2 separate regions of the Homo sapiens genome follow, and region 2 is linked to region 1. A link is a contact called in ENCODE Hi-C or POLR2A ChIA-PET data. All regions are on one chromosome and are shown on one strand. The core of a region is the stretch at or near the end of the contact, and the rest is flanking DNA. Distances in the headings are between cores, read along the strand shown. Region 1 has its middle 72 kb from the start of CHMP4B. Region 2 overlaps ZNF341 (zinc finger protein 341).

What was found. A loop is a pair of places that touch in the nucleus more often than their neighbours do. ChIA-PET counts read pairs that join two places held with the same protein, here RNA polymerase II (POLR2A). Pooled maps may share reads with other maps.
Region 2: a pooled map shows a loop between it and region 1 (4-fold over the local background). The contact joins two enhancer-like sites. A Hi-C loop is called at or near these places in 1 of 168 maps with a recorded cell type or tissue (GM12878), 17 of 37 single-sample maps with no recorded cell type and 6 of 50 pooled maps. POLR2A ChIA-PET finds 5 or more read pairs at or near these places in 3 of 52 experiments (OCI-LY7, WTC11 and naive thymus-derived CD4-positive, alpha-beta T cell).

Annotation. Positions count from the first base shown.
Region 1 is chr20:33,879,991-33,886,150 of GRCh38, reverse strand. No RefSeq gene overlaps it. Among named protein-coding and RNA genes, the nearest start is that of CHMP4B, 72 kb to the right of the region's middle. RefSeq lists enhancers at 2,389-2,648, 2,829-2,948. Within about 2 kb of position 2,875, at least 2 of the 41 ENCODE cell types and tissues checked have a DNase peak (open chromatin) inside an H3K27ac peak, as active enhancers do; they include GM12878, where a contact is called at or near this core.
Region 2 is chr20:33,769,998-33,776,157 of GRCh38, reverse strand. It overlaps ZNF341 (zinc finger protein 341), which reads right to left. Exons shown (of 15, transcript NM_001282933.2): 10 at 5,866-6,074. Among named protein-coding and RNA genes, the nearest start is that of ZNF341-AS1, 38 kb to the left of the region's middle. RefSeq lists an enhancer at 2,577-2,646. Within about 2 kb of position 2,322, at least 2 of the 41 ENCODE cell types and tissues checked have a DNase peak (open chromatin) inside an H3K27ac peak, as active enhancers do; they include GM12878, where a contact is called at or near this core.

The sequences.
Region 1 (6,160 bases), core at 1,626-4,125:
ACCCTCCTGAGTAGCTGGAATTACAAGCGCTCACCACCGTGCCCTGCTAATTTTTGTATTTTTAGTAGAGACAGGGTTTCACCATGTTGGTCAGGCTGGCCTCAAACTCCTCACCTCGTGATCCACCTGCCTCGGCCTCCCAAAGTGCTGGGATTACAGGCGTGAGCCACCAGGTCCAGCCTGAGCTTGTTTTCCTGCGACTAGATGGTCCCATCTGAGAGTCACGGGAGACAGTGACAGATCATCAGGCATTAGATTCTCATAAGGAGCATGCAACCTAGATCCCCCGCATGAACAGTTCACAACAGGGTTCACACTCCTGTGAGCATCTAATGCTGCCGCTGATCTGGCAGGAGGCAGAGCTCAGGCAGCCATTCGTGTGATGGGGAGCGGCTGTATATACAGACGAAGCTTCTCTCCCTCACCAGCCACTCACCTCCTGCTGTGTGCCAGGTTCCTAATAGGCCATGGACCAGTACTGGTCCATGGCCAGGGGATTGAGGACCCCTGGCTCAAATAACAGAAATTTATTTTCCCACAGTTCCAGAGGCAGCAAGTCCAAGACCAAGGCACCCGCAGGGTTTCCTTGGAGGCCTCCCTCCTCGGCTTTCCTCCCCATGTCCTCACACGGCCTTCCCTCTGTGCACCCTCATCCCTTGTGTTGCTTCCCCCTTTTAAAAAGGATACCAGGCCGGGCACAGTGGCTCACGCCTGTTATCCCAGCACTTTGGGAGGCCGAGATGGGTGGATCACGAGCTCAGGAGTTCAAGACCAGCCTGGCCAACATGGTGAAACCCTGTCTCTACCAAAAATACAAAAAAAAAATTAGCCGGGAGTGGTGGCACGTGCCTGTTAGTCCCAGCTACTCGGGAGACTGAGGCAGGAAAATTGCTTGAACCCCAGAGGCAGAGGTTGCAGTGAACCAAGATCGCATCACTGCACTCCAGCCTGGGAGACAGAGCAAGACTCTGTCTCAAAAACAAAACAAAACAAAACAAACAAACAAACAAACAAAAAGGACACCACTCAGATTGGATTAAGACCCAGCCCTACTGGCCTCATTTTAACTTATTCACCTCTTTAAAGACCTTATCTCCAAACACAGTGACATTCTGAGGTACTCGGGGTTAGGGCTTCAACCTATAAACTTTGGGAAGGACACAATTCATCCCATAACTGCTAAGAAAGTGGGGGTGTTTTTTTTTTTTTTTCAAAGATGGGATCTCACTATGTTGCCCAGGCTGGTCTTGAACTCCTGGCCTCAACTGATCTTCCTGCCTTGGGTTCCCAAAGTTGGCAGGGGTGAGTAGGATATTTTAGTCAAGGTGGTCAGGGAAGGCCTCTTGGAGGAAGTGTCATTTGAGCTGAGGTCTAATCAGGAGATCTGGGGAAAAGAGAGTCCAAGTAGAGGAAAGTATAAGAACAAAAGCCCTGAGGCAGGATCGAGTTTGAGGTCTCTGAGGAACAAGAAGGCCACACTGGCTGGACCTGAGGTTGGGGGTGATGGCAGGCAGGGACGGGGTCAGCAGGGCTTTGTAGGCCACGGGAAGGAGTTTGGATTTTATACAATCCTTCTCCTGCTTCACTAGAGGCCATGGGATGTGGTAAGAGGTGCTGGGACATAGTGATGAATCTGACTCATCTTCCCCATTGCCCCCCCACAGCTCTGACCCCTGCCCAGGTGCTCCCAGCCAGGCAGGCAGATAAGGAGAGGATTTAATCCACTGTGATCATTCCTGAGGCAGAGGAGGTAAGGGAGACCCTGAGGCCCAAAGTGCTAGCCCTGCCTGAACTAGTTAGGTTAGTGTCTCTGGCGGGGCTGCCAGACTCTTGATTTGAGATGAAGAAGCAGAAGCATATCCCAGGCAGAGAGACCTGTGTGGGCTAAAGCCTGGAGAAATGAAAGGGCTGCTGGTGAGCTCTGGTAGGTGGGAGATATGGGACAGGGCAGCAGCAGCACCTGCCACACAAACATCCACTACCTGGGAGCTGGCTAAGGAAATGATGGTCAAGCTGTACCAGAGAATGAAGCAGCCTTCTCTCTGCAGATACAAAAAGATCTCCAAGATGTATTAAGTGCAAAAATGAAAGTATAGAACCACGTTCCTGATAAGCTACCATTTGTATATAAAGCATGTGTGGGGGTGGTAAATATGACGACATATTTGTCCTATTTACATTTGCATAAAGAAACTGGAAGGATACACAAGGAACTAAGGCATGTGGCAGGTGATGGGGACTAGGCAGGTGAGGACGATGCAGGAGTTAGCCTTGTTTTACTGTGTGCCTTTTGAATTGTTTTTGTTTTTGTTTTTGTTTTGAGATGGAGTCTCACTCTGTCACCCAGGCTGGAGTGCAGTGGCATGTTGTCGGCTCACTTCAACCTCCACCTCCCAGATTCAAGTGATCCTGCTGCCTCAGCCTCCTGAGTAGCTGGAATTACAGGTGTGCACCATCACGCCCTGCTAAGTTTTATTTTTTTTAGTAGAGACAGGGTTTCACCATGTTGACCAGACTGGTCTCCTAACCTCAAGTGATCCACCCACCTTGGCGTCCCAAAGTGCTGGGATTATAGGCATGAGCCACCACACGCAGTCCTGAATGTAATTTTTGAAACCCATAATCATGAAACTCATTCTTAAAAATTGAAGAGCAAGAGTACAGAGGATGCGGCGCGGGAGCTGAGGTCACCAGGGCTGAGGTTGCTGTCATAGTATAAAAAGAGACATACTGCAACTGTGAGATTAACAAGAGCCATAGGACCCACTTAAGCATCTCACAGGCCGGACACCAGGTGTCACTTAGCAGTTGATACAGCCTGGCCCCAGGATTTCCAACCCTGGCCAGGGGATTTCCAGAAAACAAGACCACCTCAGCACAGATGCAACTTTCATAAACCTTGAAACAAAGCTTCCCCTTACAAGAATAGCTTAAACTTCTTTTTTGAAAGAAACACCTGGCGACTAACCTAGACTGAACCCAGGTCTAGGGAAGGGAGAAGGATCCCCCAAACTCTGAGGATGGTCTCTACACAGAGACCCTCCTGGTCAGCTGGTCCTCTGACCTCCTAAGTGTATCTGGCCCGTGTCATTGATGTCTGTCTCGTAACAGCACAGCCAAAATAAATCACTTGAGGCCGGGCACCATGGTTCATGCTTGTAACTCAGAACTTTGGGAGGCCAAGGGAGGAAGATGGGTTAAGGCCAGGAGTTCAAGACCAGCCTGGGCAACACAGCAAGATCCCATCTTTTTTTTTTTTAAGAAAAGGATAAACCGTTTGAGCATCAGGCAGTGTCTAAGACTCATCTTTGACACGAATCAAACCAAAGGAGAGAAATCGCTCGTGGGGAAGCTGGTCACCTAGGACCACCCGAACACAACAGCTGCTTATGATTTGGGCAGTAGGGAGCCATGGAAGGATTTAAAGGTAGGGAGGAGGTGTGTGACGTGATCAGACTTGTGAGCAGCCAGTGCGGAGAGTGGTTCACAGGGGGCAGCATGGAGGAGGCAGGTGTGACCATCCAGCTAGTGCCTGGCCTCTGATCTAGGGCAGAGACAAGGAGGTGGGGTGGGGAGCAGAGCGTTGGAGGGGGAAGGGACAGTAGAAGGCAGAGCTAACGAGGCTCCACTGCCAGGCAGGGATGCTAACCAGCTCCTTCCCCTCGGAAAAGAGGTGGATGTCAAATCTTGAGCCCCGCCCAGCCACACTGGCCCCTGATAAATCCCCTCTGGCCAGTCATTACTCTTCTCACGTGCAGCCCCCTAATTGCCCAGAGATGAAGTGTCTGAGGCTGCCCTCTTGCCATGGCAGACAAATGCCTGTTTGAGCAGAAGCCGGAGGGAACAGGACAGATGGGGTCCTGTTCAGCTTCCCTGCTCCCAGATCCCGGGCCTCGCTGCTCCTGTGGGCTTTGGGAAACCAACAAGGGTTTGTGTTTAATGAGGCTGCCTGCTCATCCATCACGCAAGGCCAGTGCCTTGACGACAGCAACCACCAAAGATGAGGGCCAGGCCAGGGTCCCTGAATCAGAGCAGGGTGAGGGTGGGGCAGGCTCAGTGCAATCGAATCCAGGCTGTGTAAATCACCACACCTCTCCAGGCTGTGATTTCCTCACCAAAATGGGGATCATGTTTTATGTGGCAGACATTGCATGTTAACAACTCTACACCCACTTGCTCTACTTCTTTAGGAGGAGAATCACATTTGTTTTCAGGATGGGGAGGAAAGGTACCACTGAAAAAACTCACTCTTCCCGCTTCCCTTGGAGCAGAGGCCACTATGTGGCAAGAGATAACACATAAGGCCGGGCGCGTTGGCTTGTGGCTGTAGTTTCAACACTTTTGTAGGCAGACGCAGGAGGATCGCTTGAGCTCAGGAGTTTGAGACCAGCCTGGGCAACATAGCGTGACCTGTCTCTACAAAAAAAAAAAAAAAAATTTCCGGGTGCGGTGGCTCATGCCTGTAATCTCAGCACTTTGGGAGGCCGAGGTCAGTAGATCACCTGAGGTCGGGAGTTCAAGACCAGCCTGACCAACATGGTGAAACCCTGTCTTTACTAAAAATACAAAATTAGCCGGGCGTGGTGGCACATACCTGTAATCCCAGCTACTCGGGAGGCTGAGGCAGGAGAATCGCTTGAACCCAAGAGGCAGAGGTTGCAGCAAGCTGAGATTTCACCATTGCACTCCAGCCTGGACAACAAGAGTGAAACTGTCTCAAAAAAAAAAAAAAAATTAAGTTAGCCAGGTGTGGTGGCACACACCTGTAGTCCCAGCTACTCAGGAGGCCGAGGTAGGAGGTTCACTTGAGCCTGGGAGGTTGAGGTTGCAGTGAGCTGTAATCACACCACTGCACTCCAGCCTGGGTGATGGAGTGAGACCCTGTCTCAAAACAAAGAAGCAAACAAAAGACAGAAGACATGGGGCATTTGGAGATGAGATGCCTGGAAGTGCAACAAGAGGGTTAAAGCCGCACCCCAAGGGTGCTAAAATGTGAAGATCAAAGGTGTCCAAGTCCCTGGCAGCTTCATGGAGCCACTAAGTCACCTGGGGCTGCCATATCCAGACTTCTGAATGGCACTGGGGTTTGAATGCCTCTGTGAGGACGAAAGACAAGGCTCCTGGCCCTGTGAGAGCCCTCCAGCTGAAACTAGGCTCCCTACATCAGGAAAAAGCTGGAAGTCAGCTGTTTCTTCTTGGGACTGGAAAAACTGCCCAATAACCTTGGGCTGCAGCCTAGAAGTGGGTGTCTTGCCCTGGGCCATAGAAAAAAAAAAGTCACCCAAGATAAACTGAAAAAACAAACAAAGCAAAAAGAAAGAGAGAAACTCAATAGGTGGGTTTGACAGTAGTCTGTCATATTCATTTACTGGCCCTGTCATAATAAAACAGTAGAGTGGCTTAAGCAACAGCAATCTATTAACTTTCAGTTCTGGAGGCTAGAAGTCCCAGATCAGGGTGCTGGTGTTTGGTTTTATCGGAGGTCTTGCTCTTTGGCTTGCAGACGGCCACCTCCTTGCTGTGTCCTCACATGGTCTCCCTTGCGCATGCTCATCCTTCCTGCCCCTTGGTGCATCCACATTTCCTCTTATAGGGACACCAGTCAGATTGCATTAGGGGCCACCCTGATAGCCTCATTTTAACTTAGTCACCTCTTCAAAGACCCTATCTCCAATATAATCACACTCAGAAGTATTGGGGGCTATAGAACACCTATCAGAGGTGTTCGCCCAGAATACAGCACAGAGAGAGATAAAGAAATGTGAAACATAAAGGGGAAGTTAAGATGGAGGATGAAATGAAATGATCCATTATATATCTAATAGGATGTACAACAGGAATAGGAATTCCAATAAGAGACAGTAAAGAGGATGTGGGAAAAGCAATAAAGGAAACTATAATAGGGGCCAGGCATGGCCCAGAACTTTGGGAGGCTGAGGCAGGCAGATCACTTGAGGTTAGGAGTTCGAGACCAGCCTGGCCAACATGATGAAACCCTGTCTTTACTAAAAAATACAAAAATTAGCCAGGTATGGTGGCGGGCACCTGTAATCCCCGCTACTCAGGAGGCTGAGACAGGAGGCGGAGGTTGCAGAGAGCTGAGATCACACCACTGCATTCCAACCTGGGTGACAGAGTGAGACTCTGTCTCAAAAAAATA
Region 2 (6,160 bases), core at 1,073-3,572, 110 kb after region 1:
GCAGTGAGCCATGATCATGCCACTGCTTTCCAGCCTTGGTGATGGAGTGAGACCCTGTCTCTAAACAAAAAATTAATTAATTAATTATATTAAAATTAAAATACATACATAAGTTAAATTCATGAAACAAAGGAAAGCTTTAAAACACATATATTGAAGGCCAGGCATGGTGGCTTATGCCTGTAATCCTAGTACTTTGGGAGGCTGAGGAGGGTGGATTGCTTGAGCCTTGGAGTTCTAGGCCAGCCTGGGCAATATAGCAAGACCCTGTCTCTACAAAAAATACCAAAATTAGCTGGCAGTGGTGGCACACACCTGTAGTCCCAGCTACTCAGGAGGCTGAGGGGGATGGATTGTTTGAGCCAGGGAAGTCAAGGCTACAGCAAGCCATGATTGTGCCACTGTACTCCAGCCTGGGTGACTGAGCAAGATCCTGTCTCAAAAATCAATCAATCAATAATAAAATTATGACAAAATAAGAGGTTTACAAAGAACACTTTTCGAACATGATTGCCCGTGATATGGGGAAGTGGGTCACAGTGGATGGAGAATTCCTGTTCACTCTATGTCCTGTGATAGTTTTACAATATTGCACTGTATACATATAGTTTTTGAAGTAGATAATTAATCTTTAAAAAAAAAAAAAAAAGGCCGGGCACGGTGGCTCACACCTGTAATCCTAGCACTTTGGGAGGCCGAGGTGGGTAGATCACGAGGTCAGGGATCGAGACCATCCTGGCTAACATGGTGAAACCCCGTCTCTACTAAAAATACAAAAAATTAGCGGGGCATGGTGGCAGGTGCCTTGTAGTCGCAGCTACTAGAAAGGCTGAGGCAGGAGAATCACTTGAACCTGGGAGGCGAAGGTTGTAGTGAGCTGAGATCCTGCCATTGCACTCCAGCCTGGGCAACAGAGCGAGACTCCATCTCAAAAAAAAAAAAAAACAAAACCCTTTCAACTCTGACCTGCAAAATCACTTCTAGGAACTTAGAAAAGAGCAAAGATGTACTTCCGAAGTTGTTCCCTGTATAATTGTTATACTGATGACAAACTGAAAATAACCTCACTAACCAACAATGGGAGATGACAGAAGTAAATCACAGTACACCATGCACAATGGAATACAAAGTAGCTGTTTAAAGAATGAGGCAGGTCTATTGTTGCTGAAATGCAAAGATGTCCATATTACTGATGTTTTTGTTTTTCCCCGAGACAGGGTCTCACGAGTGCAGTGGCATGATCACGGCTCACTGCAGCCTTGAACTCCTGGACTCAAGCAATCCAGCTCAGCCTCCCAAGTAACTGGGACTACAGGCACATGCCACCATGCCTGGCTAATTTTTGTATTTTTTGTACAGGCAAGGTTTCATCATGTTGCTCAGGCTGGTTTTGAACTCCTGGCCTCAAGTGATCTGCCTGCCTCGGCCTCCCACAGTGCTAGGATTACAGGCATAAGCCACCATGCCCAGCTATATTACTGTTTTAAGTGAAAAAGTTTTAAGTGATAAAACCACATGTGCAGTGATCCCATTAAATCAGTCTGTTTGTTGGACATTGCGCTACAGGAAGACAGTGTGATGAATTTTCACCAAATTCAGTGACTCTATTTGGCATCACCTGACTCAAATATAGTCTGTGATATTTATATCTGTATCCATATCTGTAAACATATTTATTACACATATATGCCAAAGGATATCCACCAAGAGGTTAATAGTGCAGTGGCGATCTCTGGGTGACAGTTTTGGTTTTTTGTTTTTGTGTGGGTTTTTACAAAATTGTTTTCTCTGCATTGAACATTGACTTTTGCAATTGGGGGAAAAAATCAATAAATCTTATTTTTCTCTTTTTTCTTTTTTGAGACGGAGTCTCTCTCTCTGTCACCCAGGCTGGATGGAGTGCAGTGGCACAATCTTGGCTCACTGCAACCTCCACCTCCCGAGTTTGAGCGATTCTCCTGCCTCAGGCTCCGGAGTGGCTGGGACTACAGGAGTGTGCCACCACACCCAGCTAATTTTTTTTTTTTTTTTTTTTTTTTTAGTAGAGACAGGGTTTCACTGTGTTGGCCAGGCTGGTCTCAAACTCCTGACCTCAAGTGATCTGCCCTCCTCGGACTCCCAAAGTGCTGGGATTACAAGAGTGAGCCACTGCACCCAGCCAAATCTTATTTTTTAAAAGGAAATATTAAACATACAGTAAAGATATAGTGGCATGACTAAAAGTCATTTGAGAGGTTTGGGGAAAGTACACATAGGCAGGCCAAGGCAATGTGGCTGACAGGGAACAGAAACCAGAATGACAGGGCTTGGACTTCTAAAGATATGATGAAGCCACCACAGCCACTCAAATGTCACTATGAGACAGAATCAACTCTCATGGTGTATAAGTCACTGTTATTTGAGGTTTCTACTGCATGCAGCCAAACTTCTACTTAAATAACACAAATAATAATAATTGTAGCAATAACATTTATTGAGTACCTACTATGTTCCAGGTACCATGTCTAAGAGCCTCAGCCTTGTCTTACTTGATCCTTATAAATAATCCAGTAGGGCAGGCACTACTGTGATCCCCATTTCACAGAGGAGAAAACCGAGGCTCAGAGTGGCTGAATACCTTGCCCAAGGTCATCCACTGGATTTGCAGTCAAGACAGGATTTAAGCACAGGCCAATGGCTCCAGAACCCTTATCACTACCCATGACACCATTCCACCTTCAGGCCATCCAAATGGGGGCCTGGCTCATTGGGCCTTACTTTTGGGACAGGACAACAGCTCCAATGTCTACAAAGGGCCACTGGCACTATGACCCTGCAAGGGGACTGCACAGGGTCATCAGCATCGGGCTCAATCTTCAACCTGCAAACTCCAAGACCAGGGCTATGAGGCTTCCAAGATCTCACACTAGGGTTCGAATCTAAACTCTGCTGATGTTGTTACTCTGGTGGGCAGGTCACTTCTCTTTGAACCTCAGTGTCTTCATCTTCAAAATGGGGAGAATATCACCTACCTCCCAGGGCTGCAGGGATTCATGTCACTAAAGGCAAAGCTTGGCACAGAGCAGGTGCTTCCTTCCCTTTACTTGGCATCTCACTCCAGAGTCACACAGCCACAGGAACTCACAGATAATCCACAAATCAGAAGGGCAAGAGCCAAAGAAAATTTATCAAGTGCAAACGGGAATAAGTCATCACTGCCAGAAATCTCTGCCCCTTGGCTGGCCAAAGCTTTGCCCAGCTTCCCTGCCTCTCTTGCCCCATTTCCCAGAGTCTTGGGGGCAAGTTACCCTACACCCCATTTCTTGAGTTCTAGCTCCTCTGCCAACTTCTCAGAGCTCTTGTGATTTCTACGTGGCCCTTCATGCCTTGGCCCCACTTTTTCCCATAGGCCCCATCTAAACATCTCCCTCCCGCTTCCACTCCACATAACAGTCATTCTATTAATACATCACTTGCTGTTGTATTTTAAACTTGCGGTTCCTCCTGATAGGAACACACTCCATCCATTGTCTACCTGGCAAACTCCTATTCATCCTTCAAAACTCAGTTCAGATGTCACTGCTCTTGGGACAGCTTCTCTAGCCTGCCTCCCCTGTGGTATCTCTATACCTTATAAACATATATGATAGCATTTTATCAAGTGATAGGGTGCATTTGTTTACACACCAGTCACCCTGAGCAGCCCATGCATTTTAAGCTCAAGGTATTTACTTATCTCTGAACCCCAGAAGCTTCACCCAGGAGTTACAGGGGCCTCATTAACAGAAACACCAAATCTCTGCAGGTACAAGTTTGTACAGAGAAGCAAAAACCACTGTAATGGGAAAATATTTGCTAATGAACTGGAAGGAGGCCCCACACAAACACCACTCCTGGCCTTTTGCTACTATCTACCCCCATGGGTTTTGTGAGGCAGGTGCTCCCAGATGATGCAGGCAAATGTACAGCAAAATGACTGCAGATGGGGGATTTCATGACATCATCAAAGTGATGTTGCACAACTGCAAATAACACCATCAACAAAGGAAGACCTGGCAAAACAGACCAGAAAACAACTGAGGCAGAGAAACTCAACAAGGATGATCAGAGGTCAATAGGTCCAAAGAGAATGACGTGAAGATCTTTTTTTTTTTTTTTTTTTTTTTTTAAGACAAGCGTCTCTGTCGCTCAGGCTGAGTGCAGTGGCGCGATGATGGCTCACAGCAGCCTTAACCTCCTGGGCTCAAGCAATCCTACCATCTCAGCCTCCTGAGTAGCTGGGACTACGGGTGCGTGCCAACACACCTGGCTAATTTTTCTATTTTTGTTGAGACAAGGTCTTGCTATGTTGCCCAGACTGGTTTCAAACTCCTGGGCTCAAGCCATCCTCCCACCTCAGCCTCCCCAAATGCTAGGATTATAGGCGTGAGCCACTGTGCCCTGCTTTAACATGAAGATCTAAGGATAAAAAGCATGTTGCAAAACTGAGGAAACCTTTCATCATTTCTGCCAAAGGGACCCTCTTCATGACCACAATGGAAGACTGAAGTGATATAAATGATTATCAGAATAAATTACCCCAATAAAATCCATACCTGATCCATCCCTTGTTCATTCTAAGAATCATCATATAGGCTGGGCACAGTGGCTCACGCCTGTAATCCTAGCATTTTGGGAGGCTAAGGTGGGAGGATCACTTGAGTCCAGGAATTCAAGACCAGCCTGAGCAACATGGCGAAACCCCGTCTCTACAAAAAATACAAAAATTAGCTGGGCGTGGGGCACATGCCTGTTAGTCCCAGCTACTCAGGTGGCTGAGGTGGGAGGATCACCTGAGCCCGGGGAGGCTGCAGTGAGCTGTGATGGTGCCACTGGACTCCAACCTGGGCAACAGAGCAAAACCCCATCTCAAAGAAAAAAATAAAATAAAAATAGGAATCAGCATATAGCTTCAACTTTAACCTAGATCTTATAGATTATAAAACAAATGAATATTATTTTTATGATCTTTGCTTTTAAACATGTTACCGTTCATTTTATTGTATTTTATTTTTTTTGAGACGGAGTGTTGCTCTGTCGCCCAGGCTGGAGTGCAGTGACACGGTCTCAGCTCACTGCAAGCTCTGCCTCCCGGGTTCACGTCATTCTCCTGCCTCAGCCTCCCAAGTAGCTGGGACTACAGGCGCCCACCACCACGCCCGGCTAATTTTTTTTGTATTTTTAGTAGAGACGGGGTTTCACCGTGTTAGCCAGGATGGTCTCCATCTCCTGACCTCATCATCTGCCCGCCTCAGCCTCCCAAAGTGCTGGGATTACAGGTGTGAGCCACCACGCCCAGCCAACTGTTCATTTTAAAATGTATTTTATTTTGTAGAGATGGGGTCTCATTATGTTGCCAGGCTGGTCTCAAACTCCTGGCCTCCTTCTGCCTTGGCCTCCCAAAGTACTGGGGTTACAGATGTGGGCCGCCACACCCTGCCCATTCTTTTTTAATTGTTAAGAACCGGTGTACCGCTTTGACTGTAAGCTAAATTTTGTAGATTATGAGACAAAATAATACTGTCATAATTGTTTAGTTTGGAATAAAATGCTCAAACCTTTTCCCACTATGAACAAGGAAATATAGGTTCCTCTTTTTAAGGATTTTTTTTTGGGAAAAATGTCTGCCAAGACATAAGAATGATATAAGGAGAGCCAGCATCCTTTCTTCCACCAGTGCCAAAGCCCAGAACCCACTCTGCCAGGCTGGACCCCAGCCAGGAGCCTCGGTTTCTCCTTTCAAATATCTCACTGGTCCTAAGCAGTCAGAACCACCAAGGCCACAGGCCCTGGGCTCCCTGCCCACCCACCCGTCCACCCAGGGAGAGGGAAGCAGGAGGCACTTACTTGTAGACGGCATTGTCCTTCTTGGGGCTGTGCTGTGGCAGGAGGCTGTGGGAGTACTGGTGCACGCCCAGGTCGTACAGCGAGGGGAAGTCCTTGCCGCAGAGGTGGCAGCGGTAGCTCAGCTCCTCCTGGTGGCTCTTGATGTGCTCCAGAAATGTGTCGAGCTTTGGGAACGTCTGGGCACAGCTTTTGACCACACACTTGTACACCTTGAGGGAAGACGCTGGGCAGGTGACAGGAGGCAGGAGAGCTTCCTCCACTGCAGCCCCTGGCCTGTGGCATTGGCCTTGGACAC